Regions from separate parts of the Mus musculus genome. Here region 1 is linked to region 2. The links are chromatin loops, found by intact Hi-C in ENCODE. Cell type or tissue: left cerebral cortex. All regions are shown on one strand.

Region 1 (5,000 bases), 460 kb after region 2:
CTCTTTCATATTTATGGCCTCTTTTTTTCTCTAATTGTTACTGCATGAATATATGTGTATGTGTATGCATATACACATATATTCCTAAATATGATTGTGTCAATTCACACAATGTTGCTTGTTTGTGTTCATGTAATAAGGATTTTTCATCTGAGTTCTGAGCAGGGTGTGATCTCTCAGGGGAGATGCCGCTTTCATGCAATGCTGGAAGCTTTCTATGTGACGTGAGAAGCCATAGGCCTCTGTGTTGGCAAAAATAAGCTTAGGACTGAAGAGCTGAATCAATGATTGAAAGCATTTAATATTATTACAGAGACCATGGGTTCAACTCACAGAACTCACGTGGCAGCTTACTGCTGTCCCTAATTCCAGTTCCAGGAGGTCAAGTTCCCTCTTCCTGCCACTTTGAACATTTGGCACACACATATGTGTAGGTAAAACACTCATACACATAAAATATATATATATCTTTTGACATATACATGCCAAAAAGAAATGAGTTTAGGTTATATCTTTACTATTGCACATTGTTAAAAATAAATTTTATTTCATAGATTTAGAGTACATGAGACAATATTATCAGTATATATAAAAGTGTTGATTAGGCTGACGAAGCCAAATGTGTTTGTGGATTTGCTAAGAAAGAATCTCAATTGAGAAAACACCTCCATAATACTGGCCTATAGGTAAATCTGTCAGGTATTTTCTCGATTGATCATTGATGGGAGAGGGCCCATCTCACTGAGATCAGTGCCAGTCCTGGGTTGATGGTCCTGGGTTCTATGAGAAAGCAAGCAGAGACAGCCATTGGGCAACATTCTTCTATGACTCTGCTTCAATTACTGCCTCTAGGTTCCTTTGATTATGGACAGTGATATAGGCATGTACACAAAATAAAACCCTTTATCCCCATCTTGCTTTTAGTCGTGGTGTTTTATCATATCATTAGAAGTTCTAAATAATTTGCCAAATAACATATTCATCATCTCACAACATTTTCCAGTTAATATTGCTTTTCATTTCAAGAAGAAAAAAAAAACACAACTAACGCTTACGTGCTCTGCTTGTATTGTATTTCTCACGCTGTGTATTTGATTTCTAGATCTAGTCCTCCCTTGTATTCGGCTACTATATGTTCTGCTGCACTTTAAATTTAAATGTAATTGCCATACAATGAGAACAAACGTGGAGACACGGCTACCATGGATAAAATACAGACTTTCAAAAGTGAAAAGAATAATAAGTTAGTAGTTGCTGCAAATATAGCTTTTGTAGGCAATTGTATACACTACAAATGAGGCTTTAAAGCTCAGGATTCAGTTATAGTCAATACCCTATTCTATTGAGTTATCATTTTTAGCATCCTAAACCTATATTTATAAAATAATATAAAGTTTCCACATAAGTACTGTGATAATTAAATCCAATACACGTGTGACCAAAAGCAATTCAATTTCTTTTCCAGGAAAGTGTCTTGTTGCATTGGAAATGAATGAGACTCCAGTGCATTGTAAAAAATCTCCATCTGATCTCTTGCCTCTAAGCCCAGGGATATTTTCACTCTAGTAAATTTCTATTCTAACAAGTTACACAAAAAGCTATTAATAAAGTCTCTCAATTCCCATACCCCTTATTCAATGTTCTGCCTGCTGCGCTGGAGTTTAAACAAGTGAGTCTATTCCAGTCACACCCGCCTGGTTGTTTTAGGTAGACTACAGCCTTGAAGGAGAGTTTTATTGCTGCCATGAATGTGATCAATTCTAGTCCCCACAACTGAAGTGATCATGCAGAAATAGACATCTGTCTTCTAGACAGCCACATTTAACAATCCCAGAAAGTCTCTATTATTTTTACTTACAGACAAGTCAGCCTGCCCCTCACATGAACAGATGTCCCTAGCCCAGAGAAAATGGTGTAGTTCTACCATGGTTGCTGTGGATAGGCTTCCTGGCTTACATCCATGGACTTGGAAAATGAGGAGCAGAAAATAAAAACAGTAATAATAACGAGCAAAGCCAACCCTCATCTCAGAAGCAACAATCAATTTTCCCTATTGTATTATCGACAAGTCAGGTTCATAGATTGAGTGTAGCTGAGGTTTATCATATACTTTTTAAATTTCCAACACTTGTGATTCAGTTATCTCAACTGGGTAAGGTTTTTTTGTTTTTGTTTTGCTTTTTTTTTAACTGTTAGCCAGCCTGTTCAACATCTCACATTACTTTAGTACCAATTTATGAGGAGTGAAGGTTAACAAGGAAGACTAAATAATTTGCTCAATTTCATGTACCAAGACCCAGAGGAGGACAAATCTAGACTTGAGAGCTTCTATAGCAATATTGGGCTTCCCAGACAACCAAGGCCACAGTGCTCCCTCTTCTGGCGCTAGACATTGCTCATTTTTGTTACTGTATTTGAACCAAACATGGTCTCATTATGACATTTCTATTCCTACAAGATGTACTCATTCCCTTTATTGCTCGTTCTCATCTTCTTCCTCATCTTTATTGATTATCTTCTACATTCCCAGTACTTCCTTTTAAGCACATGTGGTTTCCCAAACTTCCACATCAGAGATGCGATATTAGTTCCTTCAAATCTAGGGTGTTTCACTAGGACTAGTTCCAGTTTTATTTGTTTTCCTATAAACAGGAGTTTTATACTTTTGTAACAGTGAGTTAAAACTATTACACACACACACAAACACACACACACATGACATTTTCTTTATTTCCTTTATTCTTCTGATAATGAGCTCATTCTATATTTTGTCTATTGTAAACAGTATTTGAATGAACCTGCATATTCAAGGTCCTCTATTGTAAGCAGAATTTGATATTTTCAGTGTTTCCTGGGAGTGAAATACCCAGATTATAAGTCTCTGTTTGTGGAATAAGTTAGTGAAAATGATCCCAGCACTTGGGAGGTGAAGACAGAAGAATCAGGAATCTGAGCCCAGGCTGGGATATAGGAGACAGTGTTTCAAAAGTGTGGGATCTCCCATCAATAACTTTAATAGATTGGAGGAAATTTCCAAATTGAAAGAGTCCTATTTTCTCCCAGATTACAAACATTTAGAGGCCATTTGATGGTGCAAAAACAAAATTGCAGCCCCCCCAGAAAGAGTGAAATCCAAAAGGGAAACAAATGCTACCCAAGGATGCCCTGGCTTCTCAGCTTATCAAGAATCAAGTTTCATCCAATAGATGACTGTGAGCATCCACTTCTGTATTTGCCAAGCACTGGCATAGCCTCACAAGAGACAGCTATATCAGGCTCCTGACAGCAAAATCTTGCTGGCATATGCAATAGTGTCTGGGCTTCGTGGCTGTCTATGGGATGGATCCCAGGGTAGGGATGTCTCTGGACAGTCCATCCTTTTGTCTCAGCTCCAAACTTTGTAACTCCCTAGATGGCCTAGTCTGCCATCATTGGGAGGAGAGGCCCTTGGTCTTGCAAAGATTATATGCCCCAGTACAGGGAAACACCAGAAACACCAGGACCAGGACACAGGAGCGGGGGGGGGGGGGGAATAAGGGACTTTCAGGATAGCATTTGAAATGTAAATGAAGAAAATATCTAATAAAAAAAAACCAAATCAAGTTTCAGTTCAATAGATGGCTGTGAGCATCCACTTCTGTATTTGCCAGGCACTGGCAGAGCCTCTCAGGAGACAGCTATATCAGGCTCCTGTCAGCAAAATCTTGTTGGCATCTGCACTAGTGTTTGGGTTTGGTGGTTGTTTATGGGATGGATCCCCAGGTGGGGATGGAGCACAGGGTCCCCAATGAAGGAGCTAGAGAAAGTACCCATGGAGCTGAAGGGGTTTGCAGCCCACTAGGAGGAAAAATATGAACTAACCAGTACCCCCCAGAGATCCCAGTGAATAAACCACCAATCAAAGAAAACACATGGTGGGACTCATGGCTCTAGCTGCTTATGTAGCAGAGGATGGCCTAGTCAGTCATCAATGGGAAAAGAGGCCCTTGGTCCTATGAAGTTTCTATGCCCTAGTGTATGGGAATGCCAGGACCAGGATGTGGGAGTAGGTGGGTTGGGGGAGCTGGGGGAGGGGGAAGGGGATAGGAGATTTTCAGAGGGGAAACTAGGAAAGGGGATAACATTTGAAATGTAAATAAAGAATATATTTATAATTTAAAAAATCAAGTTTCAGAAGGATAATTGAGTAAATTCCCTATCTCTTTTTGCTGCAAGTCACCAATTGAATGCAACAGACAGTTAAAATATTTGCTGCCCCTTGCATATGGGCTTAGAAAGTTGCTGCAGCATATGTCACCCCAAGATAGCATAAAAAAGTGACTCTACCTTTGTTGCACAGCTGGGCACTCAGCTGGTGTCACATGACCAGCTGTAGACTATACTCAGGAAAACATGATCCTTAGAGGAATGGAAGCGAGCCCTGGGAGTCAAGTCTGGAGCGAACACAATTTATTTTTTTCTGAAGCACTAAACCAAGAGATGGAAGGGGAGACAGGGATACTGAATTTCTTATAACTTAAAAAAAAAGTTTACAATATCCATGTGTTGTATTAATTTAAAAAGGAATTGATTTAAATGTAATTGATTTGTACTAAAGAGCTAAGGGTCCTACTTTTTTCAGCATTCACTAAAATTTCTAATTCTAAAGATAATCACTTGGGCACTTGTTTGTTTGTTTGTTTGTTTGTTTGTTTGTTTGTTAAAATAAGGTCTCGCAGTGTAGTTCAAGTTATTCTCTAATTCATTATGTAGCCCAAATATGTTCTGAACTGGAAGCAATCCTCCTGCCTCGGGTTCCTTGATGGGAAGAGTATTCTAAACAAGAACACTGTGGCACATCGAGAGATTAAATGCAAAACAAAAATATTTAACAATTGAGCACTTGTTTTCATCATCATCACTTGGAAGGAGGAGAAAATTTTTCTACCAGGTAAATTTCATAACACACAGGGGATTCATTAATTTTTGAAGAGATACCATTTATATTATGTAAATGACTG
Region 2 (5,000 bases):
TAAGGATACAGGCATAGCTATGGGTACATCATGTCAGGCCCTGAAACAGCTCAAGTACAAAAAGAATCGGCAGCCTGACACAGAGAGGCCCATGATCCACACACACTGCCTTTGCATTGCTGATTATCTAAATGTGCACTTGTGTGTCCTCCACAACTTGCCTATTGCGAAGAATGTCACAATAAACTTGGAGATGCAGGGATCTTTTTGTTGTGTATATTTTAGTCCTTTGGATATATGCCCCTAAATACAGTAACTGGATCATGGCATGGGCAATGCTTACTATTGTTACTGTTCGGTTTTGTTTTTTAATATGAACACACAAACACAAGAAACAAAAAGCAAGTGACAAATATCAAATAGAAATTATATCAAATTACAAGACTGTCCAGAGCACCAAAACAACCAACAACGTGCTTTTGTACTTTCATCAAGAAGCCACTTCCTAGAGCAACTCGAGAGGACAAAGGGGAAAACAAGCAGCACTAGCGTCTGTTAAGCTAAGAGCAGGCTTCTTCACATTGTGTTTCCATGGAGAGCTACTTAGTAACCTTCAAAACTACTATCAATGAAACAACAGACTTATCATTTTGAATACAACACCAATGAAAGAGCAAAATCTGATTAGTAAAAAATATTTTTCTAAAACCCATAAGAAACATGATGGGAGCCTCACACAGACAATGCAAATACAGGATTACATAAGGAAAATGGCAGCATGCAAACAACTGCATTTACATCCCAAGGCCAGAGAAAGCAAAAAAGATACGCTGGGGAAGAAAGAAGCAACAGCAGTTTAAAATATGCATGTCCTATATCCCGTATTTCTATTATCTCTAACAGTGCATCCCTTCATGCCACCCCTGGTTTGAGAAAGCTTTGTTGAAGATTAAGTTCCCAAACTAACTCTGTATTCCCTATAAATGCATGCATCTTTAGTCTTTCCAAAATCCTGGTTCCATCTATGTTTATGTACTACGGAATTACTAGTCCTTAAGGAAAATAACATCAACAGATAGAGTCATGAATGTTATTTGCAATCAAATTAATAATGATACAGTATTGTGGTTGAATACCCGTTACATGTTAGGAATAGTTGTAGTTGATCAGGATATCTTGACTTCTCCACTCAGGAGTTCGATAATAGTATCTACTTCAGAGACATGCTGTATTAAGAAATGCTCAGTCTGACTAAATCTGACACAGTGTGAACCTAAACCATCACTGTATTTTATCAATGTCCAGAACGGTGCATCCTGGATTCTTTCCTAAAAGATGAGATTAAGCCTGTGAGTCAGTGGCCTGCCCAAAAAATATAAAAAAATATAAAAACCAGGACTCAAAGGGTTATTCAACAAATCAGGGGCTAATGTAAGTACCTATCTTGCTAATAGCTTCAAAATTACATGAGAAGGGAATCTACAAAAGACAAAAACAAAGATATCTTTATACGGTAGCCCTGCAATTATCACACTGAAGACACAAAGCCTATAAGAAATGATTTAAACTGTCAATAACTTCTAGCATAGAAGGAGAAAATAGGAGAAAGCAAATACCTCTGTAAAAATTTATACGTGTGTATTTTAGTATAATATATGCAATTTAACCTCACAAAGACAATGCAATTCCTTTTAAGAGTATGAAAACAAATACAAGGAAACTAGCAGTTAGAAGTAAGTAGTCTGCTGGTCTGGGCTGAGATATTTGCTATGACATTCTTAATGGGTAGCAGGGGATCCCTGGCTAAGATCCCTGGACATAGTACAGAATGGAGGGCATTTACACTTCACGTTCAGCAGCTGCAGAGAAACAGCAGGCTCCTAAGAAAGTCTCAGTATGTGTGTCTTTTTCACAAGGTAAATTTCTTAAAAGATAAACATAATTGAGTTCTCTTGTTTAACTAGTAAAATGCCCATCAATTTACCAAGACAGAATTGTTAACAGAAATTTCCCATAACAAGGTTTATTCCCCACCCAAAGTTGTGCCTTAATAATTAATATCAGTATGCATAATTGCACAATGGATGGCATGTTAACATGAGATAAAGAACTTTAGAAATCACATATTCTCATATTCTGCTTTCAAACTGATCCTATATCTGAGCAGGGATCGACACCAGAAAAATGTGTGACTGCACATCTGTGGAAAATTATACACCATATACCTGCTGGCCAAGCTAGCAGGAAAAGAAAGATCATCACTATCTTATAGCACAAGGAGATTCTAAAAGCCACGTAAATTCCACAGAACCATGATTATATGACCACACCAGGGGGCGCTCTTAACACTGAAATGATGGATGACATTTTATTCTACTTAGTGGTCTCGGCTGGCTGAAAAGAAAGGGTTTTTTTGTTTGTTTGTTTTTGTCATTTGGCTTTTTGGTTGTTATTTTTTAACCTTTGTATAACTATTTTTAAGTGCTCCTCTCTTGTACGTGCTCACTGACAGCACACAGATTTTCTTCTGCAGCCTACTGTTAGCACTAGGAAGCTAGTCTATCAAGGAAAGTTTTTTCTCCACTAGGAAATGTTTATTTTGGAAACATTGTGTCAACTTAACTCACATCAACCTCTTATTCTCCCTGTAGTTAGACTGATTACCATTAACATAAAGACATAACATGTTTTGATGAGCACAGACGTTTAAAATATATTACTAATGTAAATTAAAAAAAAAAAAAAACTCCCTATCAGAGGGACCTTTTAATTCCTTCCAGCCCCCCCCCTTAAAAAGGAAGTATGATTTGATGTGTGTGAGTGTGTGACAGAGACAGAGGGTGTGTGTGCATGTGTTTTGTGTGGGTTTGTGTTAATATGAAGAAAGCACTGTACAACTAACTGTGCTTCACCCTCAAAGGTTCTGTAAGCAATAACAGAAAGCTCTTGGATGAAAGTTGTGTGCTAGGACTGAGCCACACCAAAACAAGGTTTGTCCAGTACACATCTTGGGGTTCACAATGTGATCAAATATCCGAACAAATATCCGACAACACATTTGCGCTTAACACTTTCTGGTTTACTTGTATTCTTTGTAATAGTCTTACTTTTTGTTAGAGTGTTACAATTTTTTGGTTGTTGTTTTGGTTTGGTAGATACAGTCTCATAATGTAAAGGCTTGCCTCAATTTTGCTTTGTGGCCAACGATGGCATTGAAGTCCTGACCTTCCTAACTCTCAAGTACTGGAAGGAAACATGAGTACTAGAAATAAAATTTAAGAAACGTGTTAAAAAAAAAAAAGTTCTGTAAGCAGGTCTAGCAGACTTGAATTCACACCTGGAATTTACACAGTAGCCTAGACGGACCTTGAATTTATGATTGTCCTACCTCAGTCTTACCAAGTGGTAGCTACAACCACTGCCATGTGGCAGATACACTATTCTAAATGTTATTCAAAACAGGACATTGCAATGGAATCCTAATCTAGAGCGCTCTAACCCACTTCTCTAATGTTCTCATTACCTGCAAAGTCAGTCGAGAACAGACAAGAACAGACGCTCTCCTCAGAAGTTCTGACTCAGCTGCCTAAAAGCACAGAAGAAAAATCAATGTGAGTTTTCAGAGAAACAGAAAATGACAACAGGGAAATAGGCTATGCTACCCACAAAGGGTCACAATAGTACTCCATTAAAAGCAATGTTTGCACACAAAGGGCACCCAAGAAACATAAATTTTATGAAATGACTCAAACATGAAATGTAAGCAAAGTACGGGGCAAGACGTCATGTCATGCCTGTCTGCCTATGGTTCTAGGGACAGGGGCTTGTAAAGTGTTTCTCAGCCCCAGCTGAGATCACTGTTTTATCTGTAAGGAACCTCCTGAGTGATACCACCTGTAGTCAGGCAGGCATTAAACATTACTGCCACTGGGCGGTGGTGGCACATACCTTTAATCCCAGCACTTGGGCGGCAGAGGCAGAGAGGCAGAGGAGAGGCAGAGAGGCAGAGGAGAGGCAGAGAGGCAGAGGAGAGGCAGAGAGGCAGAGAGGCAGAGAGGCAGAGAGGCAGAGAGGCAGAGGGATTTCTGAGTTCAAGGCCAGCCTGGTCTACAGAGTGAGTTCCAGGACAGCCAGGGCTACACAGAGAAACCCTGTCTCGAAAACAAACAAACAAAAAGATTTACTGCCAAGATCCACCTCATATAGTGATGAAATTTAGGAAACTTGGAGGTGTCTCTTTTACATTTGTGCCCTAAAATCAATTTATGAGTAAACTAATACCTCTATGCTATGGAAATCAAATATTTTCATTTTATAGAAGTAGCAAAGATTTGAAGTGAAATAACATGAAGGAAATGCATACATCTACTTAATAGTTTCAACTGAAGTCCACCTGAGTGACAGCAAGCTCTCTTCCACAAAGCAGATGTTAACATGGTGTGGGGAAATGTGAACAGGCAAAAAAATAAGAGGACACGGAACAAACAGGAAAGGCACTGGCCTCAGAGTAGAAGACTCGATAGGAAAGATATGTTGAATGAGGAATCTGAAAACTGCCATTACCTACTTTATATCCTTCTTGGGGTTTGTCCTGAGACTTTCAGCAAAGTGCCATACAGCCAAAGCAACACAGAACAGAATATAATCTGACAGGAAAAGCTGTGAGTTCCTGCAAAAAGCTAAATCAAAGCAGTGGCACTAGTGTTCTCGGTGGTCCATCCTAGAAACACATCTGGAGATAGTTGATGTAAAGGAAGAGGTTAGTCCCCGTTAGGACTGGAATGGAGAGTAAAAGGCATACTAGCAACTGAAGGTCACATTTCAGTTGATGACAGAGACACAGCCAAGATATTAACAAAACTGAAAACTTGATGCCATTACACTTCCGCCAGCACTTAGGATTCTTGGATGAAAGCAAAGGGCTAAGGACTCAGAGATAGGAAAGAGCAACTGCATTTCCCTACTCACTCACCTGCTCAGATACCCAGTAGTTTTCAAGAAACGCCTGTGTTCCAGACACAGTTTGAGGACTAGGAAAAAAACAAAAGTGCTTGCATTCA

The links. Peaks named below come from ENCODE experiments on the same cell type or tissue, not always from the same donor. Only the 100,000 strongest peaks of a DNase experiment are listed, where the experiment ranks them.
Region 1: it touches region 2 in a loop (3-fold over the local background); 2 of 42 quality-filtered maps call a loop at or near these places.

What each region holds. Positions count from the first base shown.
Region 1 is chr5:71,963,355-71,968,354 of GRCm38, forward strand. The region is part of intron 4 of Gabrb1 (gamma-aminobutyric acid (GABA) A receptor, subunit beta 1); the gene reads left to right. Among named protein-coding and RNA genes, the nearest start is that of Commd8, 200 kb to the right of the region's middle. In left cerebral cortex, a CTCF peak has its summit at 2,384 (motif pointing left); DNase peaks (open chromatin) are centred at 1,734 and 2,374; H3K27ac peaks cover 591 bases.
Region 2 is chr5:71,499,988-71,504,987 of GRCm38, forward strand. Cox7b2 (cytochrome c oxidase subunit 7B2) reads right to left here. Exons shown (of 3, transcript NM_030052.3): 2 at 3,464-3,526. Among named protein-coding and RNA genes, the nearest start is that of Cox7b2, 46 kb to the right of the region's middle. In left cerebral cortex, a CTCF peak has its summit at 2,271 (motif pointing right); a DNase peak (open chromatin) is centred at 2,276.